Linked DNA regions of Mus musculus: all the other regions are linked to region 1. The links are chromatin contacts, found by Hi-C or POLR2A ChIA-PET in ENCODE. All regions are on one chromosome and are shown on one strand. The core of a region is the stretch at or near the end of the contact, and the rest is flanking DNA. Distances in the headings are between cores, read along the strand shown. Region 1 has its middle 27 kb from the start of Fam72a. Region 2 overlaps Srgap2 (SLIT-ROBO Rho GTPase activating protein 2). Region 3 overlaps Srgap2 (SLIT-ROBO Rho GTPase activating protein 2).

Evidence for each region. A loop is a pair of places that touch in the nucleus more often than their neighbours do. ChIA-PET counts read pairs that join two places held with the same protein, here RNA polymerase II (POLR2A).
Region 2: a loop to region 1 is called in a map of v-Abl transformed pro-B cells, with 3 times the contacts of the local background. The contact joins two enhancer-like sites. A Hi-C loop is called at or near these places in 2 of 37 maps with a recorded cell type or tissue (both v-Abl transformed pro-B cells). POLR2A ChIA-PET finds 5 or more read pairs at or near these places in 1 of 5 experiments (embryonic stem cell).
Region 3: a map of T-helper 17 cell shows a loop between it and region 1 (2.7-fold over the local background). The contact joins two enhancer-like sites. A Hi-C loop is called at or near these places in 1 of 37 maps with a recorded cell type or tissue (T-helper 17 cell). POLR2A ChIA-PET finds 5 or more read pairs at or near these places in 1 of 5 experiments (embryonic stem cell).

Annotation. Positions count from the first base shown.
Region 1 is chr1:131,553,143-131,557,593 of GRCm38, reverse strand. No RefSeq gene overlaps it. Among named protein-coding and RNA genes, the nearest start is that of Fam72a, 27 kb to the right of the region's middle. Within about 2 kb of position 2,458, at least 1 of the 3 ENCODE cell types and tissues checked has a DNase peak (open chromatin) inside an H3K27ac peak, as active enhancers do.
Region 2 is chr1:131,425,305-131,429,755 of GRCm38, reverse strand. The region is part of intron 3 of Srgap2 (SLIT-ROBO Rho GTPase activating protein 2); the gene reads left to right. Among named protein-coding and RNA genes, the nearest start is that of Srgap2, 100 kb to the left of the region's middle. Within about 2 kb of position 2,013, at least 1 of the 3 ENCODE cell types and tissues checked has a DNase peak (open chromatin) inside an H3K27ac peak, as active enhancers do.
Region 3 is chr1:131,481,883-131,486,333 of GRCm38, reverse strand. All of the region lies in intron 2 of Srgap2 (SLIT-ROBO Rho GTPase activating protein 2), which reads left to right. Among named protein-coding and RNA genes, the nearest start is that of Srgap2, 43 kb to the left of the region's middle. Within about 2 kb of position 2,704, at least 1 of the 3 ENCODE cell types and tissues checked has a DNase peak (open chromatin) inside an H3K27ac peak, as active enhancers do.

The sequences.
Region 1 (4,451 bases), core at 1,209-3,708:
GTCAGGGTCTTACAACTCCATTCTTGGAGGGAGGGAGGGAAGAGAACTAGATTGGAAACAGGCAATGGTTTCCAATGACTGCTTCACTTTCAGCAGCCAGGTATGGTTAAAAGAAAGGCAAGGGCCATGATACTGGCCTGGAGTCTGTCAGAACCAAAAGAGCCAGCCCCAGTGGGCTGCAGGCTCAGCAGGAAAGAGTTTAGCTTTTCTCCCTTTTGAGTGTGAGCCTGACCTAGCACAGCAAGTTACCCCATAGAGACTATTGGAGGGAGGAAATCACAAGTGATGTCATAGCAGCAATAATCTAGGACAAGGAAGCCATATGGGTCATTGAAAATGATTGTGGGTTAAGGAAGCTAGATGGGGTAGCATCTCCCATCCACATCAGTGTATTGTGGTGCGTGTGCACACATGCACATGAGTGCATGCTTTATTTTTTTTTTAAGCATCCCTTAGCTATCCAAGATCAATTCACTCTTGCTGAGATCAGAAAGAAGTAGATCTTCAGAGATCTTGCAAATCTCTGTAAAAGGTTTGTTTATGTGATGGTATTCCTTGAGTGTCTTATAGGCGCGTACCTGTGTGCACCATGGATAAACAATCTGATTGAACGTATAAAATATCTCAGTGGATAAAAGTGGCTGCTACCAAGGCAGATTACCTGAGTTTGAGCCCCAAAACCCACATGATGGAGAGAGAACTAACTCTCACAAGTTGTCCCCCAACTTTCAAAAGCATGTTGTAGTATGTTGGAGATTGGTTCTAATGCTTTGATTCAATTGGGAATCTGCATATCCAAACACCAAAGGCCCTTGTGCCCAGTTGGTTTTTGATCTATCAATAAAGATGCCAGTGGCCAATGGCTGAGTAAAGGGAGAGGGGCGGGACCCTTAGAGTTGCACAGGCTAGGATGCAGGGGGGAGGAGAAAGGAATCTCCATGACTCAGAGGAGAGATGCGGAGGGAAACATGTCAGTGTGCAGGCCGACTTGGTGCTGGAGCAGCTGAGAGTGCTATATCTTGTAGTAATTGTTGCAGTAATTCTCTCCATCCCTAATATGCCCTGGCAATGAAAACACGACTCAATTAATATGAATACATTCTGTGCGCCTAGATTAGGTAGATCTACTGCTACACTACCACCTTCCACATCTATGAGACCCCTTAGAATCCACAGGCAGCAGAAGGAGACTGTACCATGCTGGGTACAGCTTGAGCATAGGAGACTTCAAAGCCTGCCTCCACAGTGACACAATTCCTCCAAGGCCACATTTTCTAATGGCTTGTAGTGGTTTGAATATGTTTGACCCAGGGAGTGGCACTATTTGGAGATATTGCTTTGCTGGAGTAAGAGCGTCCTTGTTGGGGTGGGTTTTGAGATTCTCATCCTAGCTGCTTAGAAGACAGTCTGCTCCTGGCTTCCTATGGATGAAGATATAGAACTCTCAGTTACTCCAGCATCATGTCTGCCTGGATGCTGCTGTGCTTCCTGCTATGACGATTATGGACTGAATATCAGAACCCATAAGTCAGTACCAATTAAATGTTGTCCTTTATAAGAGTTGCCATGGTCATGGTGTCTTCACAGAAATGGAAACCCAAAGACAGGTCAAGCACTCAAACACATGAGTCTATGGGGCCATAGCTATTCAAACCACCACAACTAATTTTTCATAGAAAGATATCACTATATACATGTATTGAAACTTTGTGTGTGTGTGTGAGAGAGACAGAGACACAGAGAGAGACAAAGAGAGACAGACCTACACACAAACACATACACAGACATACAGAGAGACAGACACACAGAGAGACAGACAGAGATACAGAGAGAGACAGAGACAGACCTACACACAAACACATACAGAGACACACACAGAGACAGACACACAGACAGAGACAGAAAGAGACAAATAGAGACAGACAGACCTACACACAGACACATACACAGACACACAGAGATAAACACAGACACAGGGAGAGACAGACTTACACACAGACATATATTATATATGTATATATAAATATATATATGTATATATAGAGAAACAGAGGCATATGTATACATATATATGTTATGTATATATAGAGAGACACACAGACAGACAGAGGCAGGCAGGCAGGCAGACAGACAGACAGACAGACAGACGCACGCACGCACGCACGCACGCACGCACGCACGCACAAGAATAGAACTCAATACGTAACTGTATCACCGGGAACAAAGCCTTCTCTATTCCTGTTCAGTGTCTGGCTAAAGGACAGCAGGTGGCAGCAGAGTCCAGCCTGGGGTTGTAGGAGCAGCTAGAGAGAGAAGCAGTTTTTGAGTAAAGCCTTCCCTCTGAAAAATCTTAACACGAGAATAAAAATAGAACAATGAAGAGCTGGTGCCACGAGCTCCAGTCACTGCAGAGCCTGATGTCATTCACTGTCTGCCATCTGCAGAGCCTTGTCCTTCCAGGAGAAAGCAATGGTCCCAGGCTCTGAGTGGCCCCTCCCCAGCTTTGCTCAGGTCACAGGATGAAGCTGGCTCAGCAGGAAAGGGGCTCTGGGCAAGCGGAGCTGGAGGAAGGACTGATTTTTAGGAGACTGCAGACAATAAAGAGAAACAACAGAATGCTAAGTCAAAGGAGGTTGTCGCAGGAGACTACAAAATGCATGGTGCCACTGGAAGAAAAGTTCAGAAGAGGCAAATCTAGAGACAGAAAGAGATTAGTGGTTGTCCAGGGCATGGGGAGGTGGTAACTGTGGCAGAGCTTCTAATGAAGACCTACTTTCTTGACAGGATGGAAAGATCCTGAAATTTGACTATGTTAGGGGTTGTAAAATTCTCTAAGTATGCTAAGAATCATTGAGTTCTACATTTGAAATGGGTGAAATTTATAGAATGTACGTTTTCTTATAAAGATAGATCATAGGCCTGGCTTCTCTCTCTTACTTGCTATGGTCCCTCAGTTTCTTTTCTATACCTACAAAAATTAAGTCAGGATAATCTAACGAAGGCTATAAAAATGTCAGTCCATAGTGAACATGGAATTCGTGTCATTTTGTTTTCCTGGTAAGATGACATTTTATCTCAAAGCTTAGCTGTGTCATGTTTTGCTTTTGATACAACGACAAATGTCTCCACTGCCTTCTATTCCCACACCAGATATTTTCAATGAACAACTTTGCTTATTACACAACATTGGGAAGTCTCTGAGAACAGAAGTTAATAGTGGTGTTGTGCTGGGAAGGGTCTGAGTAGGAGGGAATATCCCTCCCTTCGACTACAAGGAGAACAAGACAGAGTCACTAGAGCATCCCTGCAGTGCAGCCTGTGCAACCATTGCACAATGGGATCCCAGTCCCCACCATTGCCAAAGGTCTCAGATCGGAGGATCAACGATGTTATAGTAAAAACCATTTTCAACTTGTAATTACTATTGTAATGATTCAGTTTCTCGAGAATGGTAATTGTATAAAATTGCTCTTGCAGTTTTCTTTTCAATACAATGTGCCTGTAAACCATGGATATCCCCTTTGTAAAAAGACACTGTAGATAGTTGAACATTTGATTATAGCAAAGTCATTAGTTTCTTGTTACACATTATTGGGTTTAATATTGTTCTTGAAAATAGTTGATGATTATGTTAAGTATAACTTTTCTAATAAAATTTGTGTTCAAGTTGTACATTTTGGAATATACAAAAAAAAAACATTTTCAGAAACTAGAATATTAGAAGAAAAACCAACACAGTACAACATTGTTCCTTTAAATTCATGTGAATTTCTATACCACACTTGTGAACTATTAAAAGATTTCAAAGTTGGACTGGAGAGATGGCTCAGCAGTTAAGGGTGCTTATCCACAGGACTTGGGTTCATTATCTAGCATCCACATGCTGGCTCACAACCATCTGTAAATCCAGTTCCAGGGGATTTTCTTCTGAGTCCCAAGGGTACTAGGCATGCAAATGGTTCACAGACATACAGGCAAAATACCATACACATAAAATAAAATTTAAAAAGACTTTTAAAAAAAGTCTTCAAAGTTTTCAAGTAAAAGAAAAAAAAATCTGCCTTAATCCATCACTATCTGTAACCCTATTTATGTATAAATGTAGTCTTAAAAAACATGTTAGCATAATCATGTGTACTCAGTAACTCCAACCCTGTAGCACTGTCTCCCTTTAATTGATCCCATCACTGGGTTCCTTCTTAGGGGTGTTCTGTTTTGCCACATTCAAAGTGTATGGCCTTCAGCACCTTTTGCTTTAACCGCTGCCCTACAGAATTGGATGATCCTTGGTGTTACTCTTTTATCTACAGGGCCATCCCTCTGCTCTAGTGGTGGAAATATTACAGCCCACAAAGCAGATTAAGTCTCTGTTCCCCTGGAGTTTGCTTCATGGTAGAATGAGTAATGGCAACGACAAATGTATATGTATTGCTGTGGACTGAATTGTGATG
Region 2 (4,451 bases), core at 764-3,263, 130 kb after region 1:
ACCAAATTAGACCAAACCCCAACATGGAGATGGGAGTTGGACACAAAATCCCTCCCTTTGCCATGAAGCTATTGGCAGTTGTTAGCTGCTGGGAGAGGGAGAGACAGTGTTCTCTGAGTGTAGCTCCTATTAAATTAACCATACTCTAGTGAGGACTACTACATCCAAGAATATTTGGGCAGCACAGCACAAATTGTCTTGATTTTTTTTTTTTTTAATGATGCCAAGTTGGGTGGATAAGAACAGGAATAGAATAGATCTGGGAAGAGTTGAAAGGTGTATGAAGCTCATATGGAACTCCCAAAGAACTAATGAAAAATGAAAGGTGTTGGGAAGGCTCCTTACACAAGGACAGAGGAGAATGGGAGTCATCAGAAGATAACTTGAGTGTAGGCAAGACAGGTTGGTTGACCACTGTTTGGAACTGAAAAACAATTTTGGTGCAAGCTTTTCAGGAAGCTTTGCAATTTAGTAGAAAAACAAAACAAAAAAAAAAGCCCCCTGAGCTTTGAACCAGGTAAATTTGAGTCTAAACTTGATCTCTACTGCTTATAGCAATGTGATTTTGAACTAGTCATTAAATCCCTTTTAGCCTCAGTTTCCACATCTCTGAAGTGTGGACTAATACCTTGAAAAGTTGTTCTTATGATTGGATATAGTATGGGAAGTACTAGGCTAGCATCTGCACTAAGTAGATATTCAGTAGAAATTAGCTGATAGAATTACCACTATCACAGAAGAGTGTAGCAATAAACTGTTGGGTTTTCTGCAAAGAGCAGTGAGACCTGACTAGGTAGATGATCTGTTCTGTTCTGCCTCCTGCAGTGCTTTCCATGGAGACCAGCAGGCCACTGGCCATAATGAATTAGCTATGCTGGAAGCAGAATATGGTTACTGGTTTCCAGATCTCAGGAAGCTTCCACACTTGTACTTAAATGGTGTTATTTCATCCTCCTGGGACAGAGAATGATAGAGGGCAGGTCAACAGCGAAACATGCTTTTATGAGCATTTGGGAGGATGCTGGACTTCCAAGAGCTTCCTATGCTTCCTAGGATCTGACACTAAAGGGTCAGCAGACCACACTTCAAGCTTTTAATTCCCCAGGCAGTAGCATGCCCTTTGACAGCAGTACAGGGGGTCAGGGAAATTACAGTCGTCTCTCCTCCTATAAGTATTTCAATAAACCTAGGGAGCAGTATGTAGCTCCATCTCTGGATCTTTTAATTCTTAAGAACTCACAGCCTCACAGCCAATTAGATGCATTGTCTTTGACCCAGTTCTCTTTTAAAGACAAAAGCCATGCTTTGGGATTGGGAGCTGATTGTGAGGTGGGAAGGCTACCAAGATAAGAAGAAAAGACAGCTTCTGCTATACAGACTTTATTTATTTATTTATTTTATTGTTGATTGGGGAAAGCCAGACAGGCTATAAGAGAATAATAGCACATATCCACACAGGCACATGAATCTAAAAATAGAATCCTATTTAAAGCAGGTACCAATAGTTCCTGAGAAGGGAGGAAAAGTGGAATATTCAGGAAAGGACTCGTGCTTGGTTCAGTCACAGAAAGGTAGAAGATAACACAATTATGTTCTCAATTAAATTTGGTCCCATGTTAACTGAAGTAAAGACTTTAATATCTATGTCCTGTGCTGTGATGAAGTATCATACTGTGAGGAGATACAGAATCATGAGGGAATGGCTCAGTATTAATGAAAGATTTAAGGAGGTTGAGAAAAAAAAAGAGTTCGGATTTTTCATTGCAACAAGATAATTTTATTCTGTTAGCTTCTGTTTCTTCTACTTAACTGACCCTCTGCCCCTTGGGTCTGACGTTCTGAAAGGATCAATGAACAGGTTTGCATCTTAACATTTTTGGCACATGGTTAAGGACTCAGGATCAGAATGAAGCAAACAAACTAGGATTGTGTTCAGTGGCAGGGTGCTGGGCTGTATTAACCTAGTTGTGCTTAAGCGATTGGAACAGGGCATCCTTGCATGAAATTCAGACATCCCTCCCTGGCAGCCTCTGGTGTCAAAGTAGAGGTTGTAGAACAAGTCTGGCAGCTCTCAGTCTGAACCTTTGTAAACAACAGATGTTCCTAACTAAGTTCTAGGGGTGGAGGTTGAGGTTTCTGTTGATGCTTGAAATTCTTTGAATTTATAGGCAGCGTCTTGGGGATTCAGCAAAAGGAGGAAGTTGTAAGGGACTGATTTTGCAATGTACAGGTGGAAATGCCTCTGACAGATTTCCTTGGAACATAAAGCACTATTGAATGGACTCTGAATAGAGAGCGAGGTACCCAGGGAAGCAGGCATAGTTAGGAAAGGCTGAGCTTCAAAGGCGTATTGATTTCCTGCCTTCCTCCCCTTCAAGCTTGCTCATTTGTACACATGTGACTTTGTTAGCCCCTTCCTTGTATGGATAGAAATGTGTGCCCTTCCTACTACAACATTTTCTGACAGCTGCACAGCATAGACTTTCATTAGTACCTTCAAAGGCGTTTGGATCTTTCAGTGTAGAGATTTCTGGGTTATGGGCTTTTCTGGGCTTTTTTTTTTTTTTTTTTTTTTTTTTTTTTGAGGTCAGCATCTCACTTTTGAACCCATGGTCCTCCCTCAGCCGCTTGAGTACTGGGATTGCAGGCATGCACCACCACATGACACTTTTCTTGGATTCTGAGCTTATTTTTTGCACTTTCTTGGTGCTGCTTTTGCGAGATTCCCATTACATCATTAATCACCTTCAGTTATAGATAGTGAGACTTAACAGCAATTTCAGTTCTGCCCCTCTATCTTTGTCCTCCCTTCCTTTTTGTGGCACTAGGGCTGTAACCTACAGCCACACATCTGCACACAGCTAAGCAGGTGTTCTGCCTCATTTCCAAACCTGAGGGCTGGCTCTTCTTTATCCCTATCACCCAAACTCCAAGTACATGGTACTAAGCAAAATGAATGCTTAGAAACTTTATACTTCACAATGCAGTCAGGAAAATCTATGTCTGTAGTGTAATACAAACTTAAAATATGCTTAGAAAGGTTCTCACCTTTAATCAAATGAAGAAAAGACAATATATCAGGTTTGGACAAATGTTTGTGCCACTCTAGTTAGCCAGAAACAACTGTTTTTATAATCTTTGGTTAAAACCATTTGTTGTTTGGGGACTATTAACAATACTCTTACATTGTTAATAATTCTGGAAAGCAGGTCACTGGCTGTTTTGTCCAGAAGTTTAGGAAATAAATAGTATTTCCTAGTTGGCTTAATTTTTTAAGCAAACATTAATGAACACTTACTACTTGCTAGGGATCTGCTAGGAATGAAATATAACCAGAAGATTAAGCTGACACTTTAACTAGTGGAGGTTACTGATTAATATGAAATAGTGTAAGTATGTGTGTATACAGTTTCTGATTAATATGAAATAGTGTAAGTATGTGTGTATACAGTTTTGTGTTCTGATAAGGCATGGAGTTCAAGATGAGGAACCCGAACTGTTGAGGGATGCTTTTAGACACTCGAATAAACACTTGGCTTCATTTCATCATCAAAAGTGAATAATTTTGCACAGGTTCTGCCCAGGCTTTAGAGTCATAGAGAGGACTGACCTCCCCTTTTTGCAGGAGGCTCATAGTGCTGTGGGGGAGATAGGCTTATATGAAAAAGCAAAGTAACATACTTACTGCCAAAGGAGAGGTGAGGACAATGGCTTCACTTTCTGCCAGAATGGAATCCTTGATCATTTTTTTATTTTGACATATTTTATAATTATAAAAAATGTAAGAATAATTCAAAAATATCATATACCAGTTTACCCATATTGAAAGTAAGATTAATATAGCACACATTTGTTTAATATACTCCTCTTACTTTTCATGTGCAATTTTCAGTGTTTGTGTTCCTGAGACGCTTCAGAGTAAGTTTGCAGACATGGTACTCTTTTATCCCTACATACTTCAGTGGGTGTCTGTTAAAAAGGTCATTGTTTTCTAACATGATCACAGTGTACTTGTCAAAATCAGATCATGAAGATCACCATGATAATACCTAATCAGTGGCCATCCAGATTTTACCAATTATTTGAAAAGGAAAGTTCAAATTGTGTAGATCTTAAGTTGGCTTGTCTCTGAATGTCTTTTAATGTAGAATAGATCTTGAGCCTCTGTATTTTATTACACTGACTCTTTTTTTGAACATTTGACCCAAAAATTACTACTTAATTTGCTATTTCTAGAATGAATTATTTTTGTTTGTTTTTGTTGTTGTTGCTGTTGTTTTGAAACAGGGTTTCTCTGTATGATGATGGCTGCCCTGGATCAGGCTGGCATCAAACTCTGAGATTCACCTGCCTCTCTGCCAGTACCTCTGCCTCCTGAGTGCTCAGACTAAAGGCAAGCATTACCACCACCCTTAATATTCTATTTCTGATCTTCTGATGATCCCATCTGT
Region 3 (4,451 bases), core at 1,455-3,954, 72 kb after region 1:
CATCACTCAGTAGCTTTTAAAAATTAATCTGGCCTGATAGGGGAGATGACCTAGTGGGTAAAGCACTTGCCTCACAAGCATGGGGACCTGAATTTGAACCCTAGAGTCCACATAATGCCAGATGAATTGGAAGCCCGTTCCTAGTCCTAGTGCTTCTGTGTCAAGATGAGAGGTGGATATAGGAAAATCTCCTGAAGCTCACAAGTCAACTGTGGGCCAACAAGCCTCTTTTACACAGCAGTGAGCAACAGAGAGACTTAATACAAACAATGGGGGGGAGAGGGAGGAGGAGAGGATTGACACCCAAGTTTGTCATTTGATCTCCACATGTGCACTGTGGCACACATGTGTGGCACCTGAACTCTCACATACACATACACACACATCATATATGCACACAAATAAAGAGAAATACATAAATAAAATATAAGTAATCTGATCATATGCCACATTGATCTTTTTGTGAAAATAATTTTGATGAATATTGCATCTTATTGTCAATAAGCAGTCTTTGAGATGGAATGAGATAATTATTCTAAGGTTTTGTATCCCTAAGCTTACATTGTACCTGAGATAACATTCTTCACTGTAGTAGAGCATATAGCTTGATACCTTGAACCAGGACTCTTTTCTCTAAGACTACTTTTTCCTAATGCTTAATTCAATAAAACCTCTCTAATTTCCCTAAAAAGGAAGCAATTGATTAAATTCTTTTAATCTCAGAATTTATATATTATTCCTTCTGTAATATGTATACTATTTAACCAAAAGAATATTTTTAAAAATGGAAATGCTAATTTTTGTCATACGTAGTATATATGTGTTCATGCAGGGATGTGTGTGTGTTGGTTAGAAGTTGATACTAGTGTCTTCCTCAGTTGCTCTCTAATTACTCATTCTTCAAAGCAAGCTTTCCCTTTAGTTAAAGAAAAATGAAAGCATTATTGAAACAGATCGCCGAGTAAAGAGGCATATTTACTACAAGTTGATAAATGTTTTGCAATGTTTTAAGAACCATGAAGGCCTGGAGCAGTATAATAACATGGCTGTATTTTTATAAAAATTGGAAAAACCAAACGAGCAAACATAAAAACCTCTGTGAGTAAAACGGTTATATATTTGTCATTTCAGAGCCCTTTACCTGACAAGCCTGACAAAATAAGTTTAATCCCTGAAACCTATGTAAAGGCAGAAGGAAGGAACCAACTTTACAAAGTTGTCCTCTTACAGGCTATAGCAACTATATAACTAATACCAGTATAAGTTACCCAGTAATAATAATAATTTCATAAAATAAAAAAATCCTTTTATCTTTGAAGCAAAAAAGAGAAGCTAATATATAGATAAAAGCATAGCAGGATGAGATGTAGGCTGGTGTTTTCTAAAACCTTAATTATTTGAAGGATGGGAAAGGCTATATCAAAATAAGAACTCTAGAAGATGAGCTTTTGGGGGGAGAGGGGTCAGTCTTCTCTAACCCAGTCTGTCTGCAAACTAAGTAATTAAGATGCTTGTGAAAGTCTGATCTTTGTGCTTCTACCTCTAATAGGCCTGTGCTATCATTCCCAGTCTGATATAGTCCTAAAGATCAAACTGAGAGCCTCTGTCATGCTAGGCAAGCACTGTAGCAGCTAATCCAGGCACTGCCAACCCAAGATAAACTCCTTTGAGATTTACTTTCAGCCACTTTTTTTTCTGTTAGAAAAGTGGCTCTAGGGGCTGGAGAGATGTCTCAGTGGTTAAGAGCACTGACTGCTCTTCCAGAGGTCCTGAATTCAGTTCTCAGCAACCACATGGTGGCTCGAAACTATCTGTAATGGGATGTGGTGCCCTCTTCTGATTTGGTGTGTCTGAGGACAGTGGTGGTGTACTCAAATACACAAAATAAATAAAATCTTAAAAAAAAAAAAAGGAAAAGAAAAAGTGGCTATAATAAAGGGTGACTTAGTGACTGCTCTCCTCACATGTGTCTCTGTGTGTTCTTAAACTCTGAAGACCTAGCAGTCATCTTGATTCTTTAATTTAACATTTAATTACCCATTTTGTTGCTTATCTGAGTGATATTAATTTTTTTACACCTTATTGAATCCATAAAAGGTAATCCCATTCCCCAGAGGCGAATAGTGCCTGTTCATTTGTCCTGTCAATGGATGCCTTTCTAAATGACCAACAAGAAGTGTGGTGGTTTGAGTTTGTCCTCCCTTGCTTTAAATCATAGAACCCTTGTACTTCCTTTACTATATTTTTCTGTACTCACCAAGCAAAGAAAGTCAGTTAAAGATTTAAAATGTTAAACTCAGAAAGATGCGGCAGTCCTAGTTAGGAGCAGATTTTACCATGCAATCTCAGTCTTCTTTTTATTATTACAATGCGTAGTGTGTTGTATCCCCCTTTTCTTTGTAGTTCTATAATCAGGAGCCTTCTATTTTCTTCCAGTGTTGTGCTATAATTAGTAGTCTAGTCTGAAGTATAAAATGAAAGGTTTTTTTCCCTAGCAGAAATGCTGCTTATTCACTTTATTTTACAAAGAGCCTACTCAGTCTCTACGAGTCATTCAATAATCCAAGAAACATCAATTAGAATGGGCTGTGTAAAACAAGTGCTGTGGGACTGGACAACTGGTTAAGAAAGCTTCCTGCCCTTTCAGGAGGGCTGGAGTTTGCATCCTAGCATTCACATCTGGTGCTTCCTAACTGCCTGTAACTTCCGCTCCAGGGAGTCAGACTTTTTCTTCTGGCTTCTGCAGGTGCCAGAAGAGATACTTCTCTTCTGTGTGCATATGCTTACACACAACTCAACTCACATACACGCACAACAGAAACACTGTTTAAATGCTGAATTCTGAGTATTCAAGGACAAATTCATGCCCTAAATGTGCATCATCTAATTAGAGGCATACATACAAATAACGAGGTGACCAGAGGCATGAAGAGAGTTCTGACTTGGTACTTGTTCATTAATAATAGTTTTCATATTGCTCTATTTGCCTGTTCACTTGGCAGTTCTGTAAGGGCTCAAGGGCCAGGAAGGACTATGAATATGGATGTGGAGTAAATGAGAGAGTGAGTAGATATCTCTTAACAGTGCCAGGCCTGTGGCTTACAGGCTCTCCTGCAAGTCGGTTCACTTGAGTTTGAGAGAACAGTCTGGTCGGTTTACATGGCAAGTTGCAGGCCAGCCAGGACTACAAAGTGAGACCCTGTTTCAAAAACAAAAACAAACAAGAATAACAATAACAATCCCCCCACCCAAAACCTGACAACAATAAGAATAACAGTAACAACAAAAAACACAAGGTGTTCTGCAAATTGTTTGAGCACTAAAGATATATAGGAAATTGTTTGGAATAGAGATGGTTGGGAAACAGTGGATTTTGCATTCTTGCTTATCAGCACGAATCTTACTTGATTTTTAGGGTTGTTTTGGTTAACAATGAGATCAGCATTTTGTAGGTGATTTCACATTGCTTGACCTGTTAAAAGAGACCAATTTTACAGCCTCCTGACCTTTTTTAGGCTCAGAACATGTCCAGAGATATAAAGTTCTGGGTGGATGTGGATATGCTATGTTTTGCTGTCCTGTTGCTGTCTGTCTGTCTGGAGCTGTAGATAGGGTGCTTATGGCCCCTCAGTTCCTATGGGTCTTAGCTCTGGAATGGAATTCCCCCAAGCAGTGCTTTTTGATAGACTGGGCAGGAAATAAATCTGTTGCTCTGTGCCTACTTAAAAAATATTTCCATTTACCTTGGATAATGTACAAGAACAGGGTTTTACACATATTTAAGAGAAAACTGCAAATAAAAAGGATGTGTACACAGTAGCATGAATGGAGTACTATTCTTGGCCTGGGCTGTAACCCAGAGAACAGGAAACAAGATGCTTCAGGATGGCTCGAGCCAAGAGTCTTCAAGTCATAGGGAAACTCATGACAGCTGGTAGCATCCTCCAGACCTTCCTGTTTGGGTAGAAATTTATCCTCCTATATTGAGATGGAGGAAGAGATGCCTCTTTTTTAAAAGATCTTGGAGAAAGGAGATTAAATATTAAGAAACGATCTCCCGCTTGGCCCATCTCTTGTGTAGAAATCCACTTGGTAGAGGGAACTGTTTTTCTCACATTTGGAAGGTTCAGCTTCTGATGAGAAAGACTAAGTGGTCTAAACCTTCAGCAATTTAAATACCCTTTCTTTTGTTCAGACTTTGTCATTATGCTTGAATTCCATTGAACTTTAAAAGTTAAAAGGCTGGACTTGAAATGCATGATGCGTAACTATAGCAAACCACAGTGAGTAGCTAGAAAGTATAGACAACTTCTGGTCACTCAATGGCTACAGATTAATTGACTTGAATATATTAATGTCTGTTAATGGTCTAATCATTTGGCTTCTCTGTCTGATGTGAGATAGAGAGTAATTTGCCCAGGTTGCATCCTCCTGGAACCCCCCCCCCCACA